Linked DNA regions of Homo sapiens: region 2 is linked to region 1. A link is a loop called in an ENCODE intact Hi-C map of the cell type or tissue named here. Cell type or tissue: PC-3. All regions are shown on one strand. Links, peaks and the distances in the headings refer to the core of each region. The heading gives the core; the rest is flanking DNA.

The links. Hi-C counts contacts between places; a loop is a spot of excess contacts. Peaks named below come from ENCODE experiments on the same cell type or tissue, not always from the same donor. Only the 100,000 strongest peaks of a DNase experiment are listed, where the experiment ranks them.
Region 2: it touches region 1 in a loop (3-fold over the local background); 1 of 110 quality-filtered maps calls a loop at or near these places.

The regions. Positions count from the first base shown.
Region 1 is chr14:36,939,239-36,945,271 of GRCh38, forward strand. The region is part of intron 1 of SLC25A21 (solute carrier family 25 member 21); the gene reads right to left. Among named protein-coding and RNA genes, the nearest start is that of MIR4503, 10 kb to the right of the region's middle. In PC-3, for the core only: CTCF peaks have their summits at 3,180 (motif pointing left) and 3,383; DNase peaks (open chromatin) are centred at 3,143 and 3,823; H3K27ac peaks cover 2,398 bases.
Region 2 is chr14:36,817,068-36,823,100 of GRCh38, forward strand. The region is part of intron 2 of SLC25A21 (solute carrier family 25 member 21); the gene reads right to left. Among named protein-coding and RNA genes, the nearest start is that of MIR4503, 130 kb to the right of the region's middle. In PC-3, for the core only: no CTCF peak of the experiment used is centred there; DNase peaks (open chromatin) are centred at 2,094 and 3,474; H3K4me3 peaks cover 355 bases; H3K27ac peaks cover 1,934 bases.

The DNA of each region.
Region 1 (6,033 bases), core at 593-5,592:
TGTATTCTAAAAAAAGTCGGGTTGGGGGAGCAGTTTGTGTTTCCAAATCATATAAGCTGGAGCCAGGGGTGGGGGGGGAATGTAAATACGAATTCTCTATCATGCATATTTTCTTTTGTGAGGGGTTTGACTGCAATACGATTAAATAGAATATACTCATGTGCACTGCTTGTTAAGACAGCATTTTTTTTGTTAAATGGCCATGTCAAATAAACATGATTTATGTCCCCTTTTTGTTACCCATAATCTTGTTGTCCATCTAAATCTTTGTGACATACTATCTCCAGGTTACCTGGAGCTTTGTCAAATCTCCCAGAACCCAACCTCTCTCCTTTCTCCCAACTTCTTGAAAATCTTCCTCTTGCTGTCCTATGTGAGAGAAACCTTTTATTTTTTAATGCTTTTTATATCAGAAAGACCAATGGTTTATTTGAGGGAAATGTATTTAATATTTAAATACATATAAAAATAAATGGCATACAAACCATTCTACTTACGTTTTATTAAGCTCATTAAAAGGGGATAAAATGGATTCAGAAGACACAGGAACTTAAAAATCAGCGCCATTAGAACCACTTGAGCAAAATCAAAACTGAATGAATGGAAAACATGCACAATTTTAGTCACTGCGAATGTGAACTCACAGAAATAAGAAGATCTGGTTTCTAATTGTTTCACATATCTGTTTTACATTCAGCGTTCTCCTCCACGTCATATTTGCTAAAGAGATCTTCGTCGTCAATAGCAGTCTGCAGTGTACCAGAGCAGAGTTTAAAAATCACCTTAGGTATGTACAAGCCTCCTTTCTCATGTAAGTATTATAGAATGAGAATCTAATAAAGAATGTTACGTGTATATTCTAAACTGCGTATTGCAAAGTTTCATCATTAGACTTGAACTCAGTCAACTTTAACAACGACTACCAGCAGCCCCTTTCAATTAATCTGTTCATACATTACTTTTCCATATAACTAAGCTAGTTTGGAGTTGAAAAGGAAGAAAAATGTGTTTGAAACCACTGATTCTTTTTCATTCATTTTCTTCCAAATTAAAGGAAATGACACTATGTTTATTCCAATATTTTAATAAAATTTTCTCTAAGATTTAAAAAAATATACTACTCTGAATGTAGGTTGGTATTTTTTTTAAAGGTTGCATTATAAATCAAAACTCCTAAAAATAGGAGTTTATGGTGGGATTGACAGTATTTTAACTTTAAAGGCATGAGGGTGTCCTTTTACAGAGGCCTAAATCAAATACAGAAAAAAGTGATGTGTTGCCAGGATGTTCAATGCACTTTCCTTTAATTGCCATATATAGTTAATAGCCTGGTCATTTTTTTCTAAATAAAATAAGTCAGAAAGTTGCAAGCAACTCGATTACACAATATCTTACCATGCAACGTATCAAAAACAAAGAATTTAATCGTTCTGTGGTCTGGGTTGAATTCAACACTGAAATCTTTTCATTGAACTTCACAGCAACAAAGAATTTCAGACTTTCAGATGACCATCTTTGAAGTTGGATAGAACTCTGACCATATTACGATTGTCTGATACTGAAAAAGGACAAAGTACAGAATCCAGTATTCCAACCAAGATTTGGGCTGATCTGAGAAACTGGAGAAAAGTACTGTGAAGGAATTGCAGATATAGAATGACTGGATAGGTCATTTGATCTTGCTTCTGAGACTGAACTTAAAAACCTGTTTCAGATTAAACAGCATTTCATTGCTTTCTTTTTTCTTTTTTTCACACAAAAATACTCCTACAGATTAAAAGAAACCATCAGAATGGAAGTAAAAGAATTATGCAGTATATATTATATCTACATAGGTCCGGAAAGTTCCTGAAATTTACTCAAGCTTTACTCAAAATATTGACACTATTTAGTATCAAACCAAACTCCGGGAGTACACAGAGGGCCTTCCTACAATGCATGTGATCAGGGACAGCAATGATCTTATCCCATAATATATCACAAAACAGTGGAAAAAAATCATCTCATATTTTTAGAAATCATGCTCTTATTAGCTCAAATATATAGTTTAGGCAGTCAACATTTTGTGGCTTCCATCATTTTCAAAGATTATGCTGCACAAAATTGTATAGAGAGTATTTTGACTTACACATTGACTTTTTTAAATATAGGAGTGATTGTAGCAATAGCATTGATTGTAGCTTTAATTTACATTATCAAGAAAACTACACCAAATAAATTCAAATTATATTTATATAATTTTGATATAAATCTTGAATCAGATAAGTCTCAACATTTAATAAATGTTTTTACCACATTAATTTGCATTTTAACAGTATTTTCCGCACAGAAAATCTGTGATGCATATTTAATTATGGCATGGAATTTTTTATTATACTTTCTTATGTAGTTTAGAATATATAAAATTAAATATAATTATACTTTTGTTCACAGAATAATTTTAAATGCTATTCTTCATTAATGGTCAAAATATTAACTGCTAATTATTGAAAAATTCAAATTTTTATCTCAAGAAGTAAATTAAAAATACAGAAACTGAAAAGTATACAATAAAATACTTAAATACATAATTTTAGAGGTTGTGTGAAAATAGTGTCTTTATTTGAAATATTCTGAAATAAACATTTTTTCAAATGTTTAAATAAATTTTTTTTAAATAAACTTAGAACATGTAATTAGATGAAGCAAAATCAATGATACATCAAATTACATGCACATCATCAGAGGAGAAATAATTGTATCAATGTAAAAAGCTAAACCTAAAATAACAAAACTGGTAAAATTTTGTTCTTATGACTCCGGAAATATGCCATCACCACTTTATATTTATTTTTATTACACGTGTTTAATTTTCAATTAGTTAGACTATTATTCATTCTCTTACAATTAACACCGAGCTTAAGAGTTTGAACTAAAAAAAAAAATCACCTAGCTGTTTCTAATGACTTAAATTCATTATACCTTCAATTCTTTTTGAAACTGAAATTCTTCGCGATTAGAAAGCCAAGTGTCCTGAGAATATTTTTGCTTAAATCTAGTCCAATTTCTGAAACAATATAAATACACAAAAATATGCCATACATGCAAGGTACACGTTCTTAAAGAAGCTGGAAGCTTCGCTGAACTATCTTGGGACAAGAACTAAGCAGGGAGCAGAACCGTGCTGGCACCTAGTGGCGGACGGCGGTAGGACAGTTGTCTACCTTGGCTCTCAGGCACGTTGGGAGAACACATTTTAATTATTTTAATCTATGCTTTCTATCACACATATTTGAAAGGAAGATAAATGAAAAGTATCTGGAGTAATTAATCCTAACTATGCAACCAAATGTTATGATTTTAATTTTATGCAAGGACAGAAAGAAAATTTGGAGGGGTAGAAGTGGTGGAGAGGAAAAAGACCAGCTGTGGTGAAAAATATAACGTGGTGAAAAGACTTGTGCAATTTTCTTTTCCCTTGATATGTTCTGCCAAAGCTGGTCACACTAGTCTGTTCTCCATCAAGCAAAGAATTTTGATGAAATCAAGTGACCGGCTGTTTGTGAAGTTCAGTCTGTATTTGGGACATAAGTAACCAAATAGTACTTATACTACTTATACACTAAATTTGGAGTTTTCAAACTAAAATATTATGTGCAGAGGTATAGTTATTTTTCCTTCATGGCACTTTTTAGTAGGAGGGTAAATTTAGATTTGAGCCCCTCCCCTAGTCCACCCCCATCTTTTGGGACTGGGGAAGGTATGGTTCCAGTAGAGAGCTGCTTCTGCCTTAGAAGGCAATGAGTCAGAAACGCAAATCTGAGCAAAGGCGGAATTACTACTACATGCCAGAGAGAGTCACACATCAGTCAAGTCCACCAAGTGAACTCTATAGTCTTCCCAATTGTGAGACTCTATGATTTGCTGAAGAAAGAATTCTATTATATTTTCCTACATAGGGAGATAGATTTTAGTCACTGTCCCTGTGTTTAAGACTGAGTCTCACTCTGTCACCCAGGCTGAAGTGCAGTGGTGCAATCTCAACTCACTGCAGCTCTCTGCCTCCCGGGTTCAAGTGATTCTCCTGCCTCAGCCTCCCGACTAGCTAGAATTACAGGCACGCTCCACCACACCCGGCTAATTTTTGTATTTTTAGTAAAGACACCCTTTCACCATGTTGGCCAGGCTGGTCTTGAGCTCCTGGCCTCATGTGATCTGCCCGCCTTGGCCTCCCAAAAGTGCTGGGATTACAGGCATAAGTCACCGCACCTGGCCCTAGGCTTGTTTTGTATCATGTCTTAGACATGTAGGGGTTTATTTCAGAGCACACAAATGAACTATTCTAAGTATTCACACTATTGGAGGGCTGCTTCTGTCCCTCTGAGTCCCTGCCCTGCTGCTATATGTAAGACCAAGATGAACTGCCCCTGGTAAATCGGTCCTTGTGAAAGTCTGGGGAAATGCCAGGTAACCCAGTGACAGTTCCACTTGGCTCTTTGTAGCTTACACAGTACCAAACCTGAGAGAGCACTGCAAAGTCAGGTCAGGAAGGTTTCGCCAAGGCTTGGAAATAAGAACAGGGTATGAGTCTTATACCACCTAACTGGGCCTTCCAGTTAGCAAGAAGCCTTTGTTTAAAAAGCTGGCTAAGAAACCTCCTAGTAACATATTTCCCTGTAACAAGTTTAATTAATTAATTGAAAAAATACATAGTAAAAGATGTTTATATTAAATATAAAATTATCACCACTAAATTTATTAGAGGAGATAAAAGGCAACAGATTGGGCCTAATTCACTCCAAGAAAAGGATACCCAATTCCCTCTGAAATCCCAAATTCATACATATAAAAATTCTGCTCTAATCCTTCTCCATTTACATCACAGAGCCATGCTCCCGTGTTGGCCTCTGTACTGAAGAGTGACCAGAGGTAAATGCAGGTGCCTCTGGCCAGTTGTCAAGGTCATATCCTGAATCCTGTCGACACCTGGGACCCTAGCCCAGCATACTGTCGGGCAAGGACAAACCCATAGCCTGCCATTAATAGGGGAGGAAAGACATGTGGACAAGTAGCAGACAAAAGTGATTGTCCCAGTGGGCTTTGAGAAATTGTTATGGGAGTCCAGAGGAAGAAAACTGCCTTCAGCTTGCGGTAGGAGTTGGCAGGTTGCGGGTGGAGGGCATAGGGTATCAAGGAAGGCTTTCTGAAGGAGGCAGCTGGGCCTTGAGAGATGACTAACACTTAGTAAACCATGCTGGGGGAGGAAACATCACAGATAGTGAGAGGATCTCCTCTCTCCCTCATCCACACAGGCTGTGGAGAGCGACATCTGTTCCACAGTCTTCTCCCTGAAGGGTGGGGCTCCAAGGGCCGGCTCCAGTGTAAGCATAAACAAGTGACTACGAATGTCCTATTCAATACACAAGAAAACTCATGAACATTTGTAAAGCATTTCTAAGCCACAGAATTCATATGTGCCTCCTTAACAAAGATAAATTTCACATTTTTCCCTTTCTCACAGTTTGTCCCATCTTCTCTCATTTTATTGAGTAGAATGAGCCTTACCTCAAAAGCCAAACAAACACTGACCCAAGATGAGATGCCCTAAAGCTAGGTCCACTGCCTGAAGCTGACTCATCCCATCACAGTTTATTTTTGTTGTGTGAATCAATTCTAATTTTCAAACTGAAATATATGATGGTTTATCATCATTTTGACCTTTTCATAACACTGCTGGTACAGTTGCTGAGAACATGCCAAATCATGTTGATTTCTTCCTTTTTCTAGGAGTGTTCATCCTAGTCAGTCTTCTCAGGACAACCAAAAGCCAAAACCGAAACAAACCAAAAACCTCTTTCCCCTGACTCAGATTATTATTATTTTTAGTTCTTCAGGACTACCTGTGAGGATAAGAAGAAGTGGTTACCCAGTCCATCAGCAAAATGTCCCCATAATCCTTTCAAACTACTGAGAAATAAGGTATGTTATCTTCACTTAATGAAGAAACTGAGACATAAAAGTAAAGAATATTGCTACAAATGGAGGCAGAAATAC
Region 2 (6,033 bases), core at 653-5,652, 120 kb before region 1:
CATTTATCTCAGCAAATTTCTTTCTAGATGCATTTTCCCAAATTACCAAATATTTTCTTAATGTGTTCCATATGATTTAAGATGCTACAGGTTTTACAAAAACCCAGGGTATTACCTTCAACCTCAAGAAGCACAAGAAAGAAATATGAAAAAAAAACCTATATAAGAGGAAATATGCAAAATGTGAAGTAGCATCGGCACTGGGTCGTCCAGGTGTTCACGAGGGGAGCAATTACTGCTTTCTGCAGAAGTTCAGCAAGGGTTTCAGGGAAGAGAAGGATCTGAGCTGACTCCTCCTGGGAGTCAGAGAGTAAATCAGGAGGAAGCATTTCAGGTGGGGAGATGACAAGAACAATGGCCAGTGAGGGAAAGCTGTCCTTTCTAATGGGGAAGCGAACACCACAGCCGCCTACCCCGTTTCCTTTGGGAAAATGTTACAGTACTCTGCTTGCTGCAGGCACTTGGTTGCTCAGGGTGCATGGAGACCTGAAGTGGTTTGGTAGAAGGTATACAGGAGCTGAAGTCAAAGCCCAGTATAAAGCACTTGACCTTTTCTGCTGCTCAGCTCAGCACTTCGGCTACCTCAGGATGGCCATTGCACAATTGCATGGCCCTGGTTCCAGATGGGCCTGTGAACAAGTCAGCAGATGGGCCAGGCAAGCACGTCCTATGTCTAGATATTCAGCCTTAGCCTTTCCTTCCCTTCTGTGGTCAGAGACCTCAGCTTTGCCTATGATGTCTGCATGCTCAGGTAATTCCCAGGTGGGTTTTCTGACAGCTTGTGCAAACGTGTATACAGAGTATGATGATTTCACAAGTCTAGGCACTTCACTCACTAGTTGCAATTTCTTTTTCTCTTTGTAGAACCAAATAGATAATATTTCCAATCTATTGTTCATTCAGTTAATAAGAGTTCTTGAATACAACTATTTATTATACACTCTACTATTTGGGGGCTTACAAAGAAATAAGAAAAAGCCCTGCCTTGTAGAAGCTTTCAGTAAAGTGAAAGAGATGTGCAAATAGATGATTACCATACACAAAAACTATTGTTTAGAAATAGTGTTTCAGAGTATCAGATGCTAGCACCACTCTTATTGGGGATGATCGGCTATTTATGGGTGGGAAATAGTACTTTGCAGAGACAATGGAAGGGAAAGGGAGAGGGGAAATAAAGAAAGACTATCTTGGAGCTACATATCTGCAATTAAACTTTACCCACAGATTTTAGAACAGGCAACAAGAAAGGGCAGTCCATGAAATCCTTGAGGAGTGCTTCACTTAGGAGCTGACTGTCTGATGAGTGATGCTGAGTTAATTACAACCAGGAGCGGCAACATCAAAATAACATCACAGGAGCAGAGTCCATAAACTGTGTTGCATGAGCAATGCAAAAGGATGGGCAGGCATGGTAACTGCTAATGCCCCAGTAAAGCCTCCCTTCCATTCTTAACTATGCTAAAGCAGTGAGAGGCCCCATTACACAGGCTAAGGCAAGAACAGTTGTCTCTTCTACTGTGTATCTCACATACATCATGTCTACGCTTTGCAGAGAAAGTACTTGCAGTATTTGGTTGCAGTATTTTGTTCCATTACACATGACTTATTCTGATCACAGAGTTATCAGTTCTTCTCAGGAATCTGTTTCAAGTTGATATAATTATAGTGCATTTTGGTCAATCATGTAAAACAGCAATTTCCTTCTTCCTCTGCTCTACATTTCAGCAACTTAAAAGGTTTCTCTCTTGGATTGAAGCTTTACATCAGCATGTTCCAAGCTGCATTTTCTGCTAACAAATTCTCTCTACTTAGGGAGACAATTTTCCAGTTACATAATACAACCCCTTGTAAAATTACAAAGGCAAAGCCACACCACTCTTGATTGCATTTAGAAGACAGGGTTGGACTTCTCCATTGTCCTAATAAAAGCAGCTTAAATACATCTGGAATATCCATCTGAGTAACTTCTTTTATTAGGATGGAAACTTGCTGCCACACTGACAGAGTGGACAATGAAGTAACACTTGGGACATATTTGGTGCTTAACATCCGATCAGAATCACACACAACAGAAAGGAATGTGGCTCAAACCCTAGGCTGCATTGCAAAGGAGCCAGATACCTATCTGCCGCTGTTCTCATAGCCAAAGGACTGCACACACTTAACAAATGGGAGGAAACAGGCCCTGTCATTCACCAGCCACAATACTGAGTGAGTTACTGTGGTAGCCAACAGGGTAAGGAAGGGCTTTTCAATGTTCCCAAACAAATGTACAAGCATATTTTTTAAAGACAAAAAATGTTTGCACTAATTGAAGCATTTTTTTTTTCTAAATTAGCTGAGAATCATGACTGCAGCATTTCGCACTGTCTTCATTGTGTGCTCAGTGATATTCTATTTTAAACTAGTCTGTGACTCAGTCTCAGCATAGATATACCACTTCCACTTGTTTGAGTACTTCTGAAGATATGGCCAAAAGAAAGATATGCCTGTAAGAAATAAAATGGCTTTGCTGCCTTAAAAGTCTCAAGACAAGGGTGTTTGAAAATTATAAAATCTCAAATTTATGCAGTGCCTTTATTTCCAAAGTAATTTTACATCTATCATCTTCTTAACAAATACTGAACGAGTCTATTCTGGGGAGTGGAGGCTTTAGAAATATATTTGTACACTATACACTATATATGCATATATAGTATATATACATATATAACTTACATATTATACATTTGGTGCAAAAGTAATCGTGGTTTTGGCCATTACTTTTAATGGTGCCTAACACCCAATCTTTTAATGGCCAAAACCGCACTTACTTTTGCACCAACCTAATATAACTTATATATTCCTATCTTTATATGAATATGCAGTAATTGAATTGCAAAGGGTTGGATTGGGGTAGATGATAGGATTTGTCCTGAGGCTACATTTGCATAGCACACGACTCTGCTTTTTAGTTAGATCATATGATTATTTGGGGTGCTTTGGGAGAGGGAACTGATGGAGACTGGCAGTGGGAAGCCATTCCAAGCCACCCCTTTGGCACTGCCACCAATCCCTAAGCAAACCAGTGAGATAGGTAAAGAGCATTTCTGGCATCACCCCTGGATCACTTCTTAGTTCAGTAGTGTTCCTGTGCTCTCTTCTGCCTTCTCCCATTCAGCTCTGCTTTTGGAAACACATTCACATCCATCATTCATCCTTATTGTGACTTTTACTTTAATGTGCCATCCGTCAAAATGTGTCCTCTCTTATAGGGATTTCAGCTATCAAAAAGGAGATAAGAAGGTTTGTTTTTGTCTAGGATAAAAATGCAGGGGATCCTTACCACCAAAGCCAGCCCTAAGTGCCACTTTTTCCCCCTTCACTGGCAGTTTATGCCACAATGCACTAGGCTGTATAATAATTCCACCTTTGTGTCAAAGGAGGTGAAGCATTTTGAGGAACTGAGACACAGACTGGGAGCCACCGGTTATAATTCCAGTGCTGCCACTGACTCACAGTGTAAACTGGTGAGATTTGTAATTTAATCCCTCTGCCTTTTTCCTCAGCAATAAAATGGGACAATTTGATTTGAGGGAAAGCAGCACACAGACTTAATATTTGAGTTTGTTAGCCATAAGAGAGAATAGACCTTGCCTTTTGTATTCTAAAGCCCCCAAATTCCATCCTTTCTAGAGGTGGGAGACTGCTAGAAAAAGTTGTATACTGATAATAAGTGGTGATGAGCCTAACGAAACTCCCTGCAGAGATTTCCGTGAATGTGCTATGAACAAAGATTATTAGTAATTACCTGAATATTACACGTGTTCCTCAATAAACACTTGAGAAGCCCACTAATGAATCAGAGATTAACAGACTAAAGGTTTGCAATTACAGAACACATTAAAAGGATAACTGTAGGAAGATTAAATAAATAAAGATTTTAATTCACTGTAATTAGCCTTTCTTACTGAAATTAGATGTTGCTCCTACAGAGTATGTTTGCTTTCTTATGAGTTGGTTGAGCATAGCCAAAGTCAGACCAAACATGCAAAGACATGTCTGAGGTTTTGAAATTTATGTGTACACACCGACCTCACCAACTCTGGGCAAAGACCCTAGAAAGCACATCTTCAGAAGAATTCCCACCATGTATGTTTCTTTCCCATTTTCTGAAAAATCACCACCCAAGAGAAGAAATAGCACCTTCTTACAGGAGATAACCACTGGGGACTGTGCCTTTCTCATCCCTCCAGAAAGAGCACATCAGATGGTGGAAAGATGACACTGCTGGTTTTGAAGATAGTTTTTTTTAGCAAGTACTGGGCAGGGTGGGGTGGGGGATGCCTTCCTTCTAACATTTCTCTATGTCCATAGCTTTACTCTTCCAAGTTGAAGTATCTTGTAATGTGAATGGTAGTTTTTAAAAAAATTTAGCTGTGGGTATTTTGTTTTCACTTCAGATTAAATATAATAATAATCTACACTGGCTGGGTGTGGTGGCTCGCACCTGTAATCCCACCACTTTGGGAGGCCAAGGCAGCCGGATTACTTAAAGTCAGGAGTTCGAGACTAGCCTGGCCAACATGGTGAAACTCTATCTCTACTAAAAATACGAAAATTAGCCGGGCGTGGTGGCAGACACCTGTTATCCCAGCTACTCAGGAAGCTGAGGCAGGAGAATCAGTTGAACCCAGGACATGGAGGTTGCAGCGAGCAGAGATCGTGCCACTGCACTCCAGCCTGGACGACAGTGCGAGATTCTGTCTCAAAAACAAAACAAAACAAAACAAAACACCAAACCAAAACAAAACAAAAATAATAATAATAACTACGTAACATTGCCTTAGCACTGACTGAGCTCAACAGGGCCTCTAATCATGTTCGAAGGGTGTGGTTTATAGTTCCAGACATGAATTTTTGTCTCAGCATTTACTGAGCTCCCCAACTGTACAAGGAACAAGGTTAAGGGTTTGGGGGCCCCAAAGATGAATAACACCCAGGTCCTGCCCTATAGAAGAGAACAAACCAAGGTAGGGGACAGGAGATGTTAGTAATTAACTATAAAACAAGGTAGAATATGCATGTTAAATAGAGATTCTAGGAACTTGGTTCACCTGCAATTTAAGCATTGCCTTTGCTTGTTGCTTTCACATTCTAGGCCTGGCATCAATTAACACTCCAAAATAATGCTAACAAGTCCACCAGGGTCATGGAGTTTGGCTCTGCCCAAGCAGTGATCACTAACTGAAGTTCAAAATTAGTACTCATACATATTTGGCTGCTTATCAAATTATTCTAAAAATCTAGGGAAAGATAGATACTTTTCCTGATTGTTGCTTAGTCATTTCCACAGGACACAGAAACCTGTGGTTAAAATTAAGATGTTCTTTGACTGGTTAAAATCTATATGTCTTTATTAGGTGTAGGTGGGCAGAGCTATGCATTGGCTTAACATTTATATACTGTAAAGGAGACCAATAAGTGTCTCTATGTTATTATAAAACAGTTTATAATTTGAAAAAATATGTAACCTGGAGTGCTCAGTCAGCCTAGATAATTACCACAGATAAAGTAACAACATCTTGGCAAGGCCACAAAGACAAGGAAAATCTTCTGTGCTATGTAATTTTGAACATGTTTTTTAACAGAGCCTCAAAAATACTATCTCTCTGAAATATCAGATCAACCCTGATAGCCTGAATATACTTTAAGTAATTTCCTGTGATCCTAGACACATCTAATTGCAGTTCCTTTCACAAGCCAAGGAGATTTAAAGACTGATATTTTGTGTCTGTACACTTTACAATTCAGTCTTACAGTACACTTAAATATCCTATAAATAGTTCATCATTTTGTCAACCACAGATTTCACTACAATAAACATTTACTTGCATATCCTTCATGAATATGGTGAAATAGATCTAGTTTTGTACATCTTTCACAATTACAAGACATATGGTATTTCTAGTATTTAGAATCTATGTAAAATTTGACATTGCAAAATGAATTGTGATAAGAGAGTTTATTCCACCCTCTGGCACAAGTTCTTCT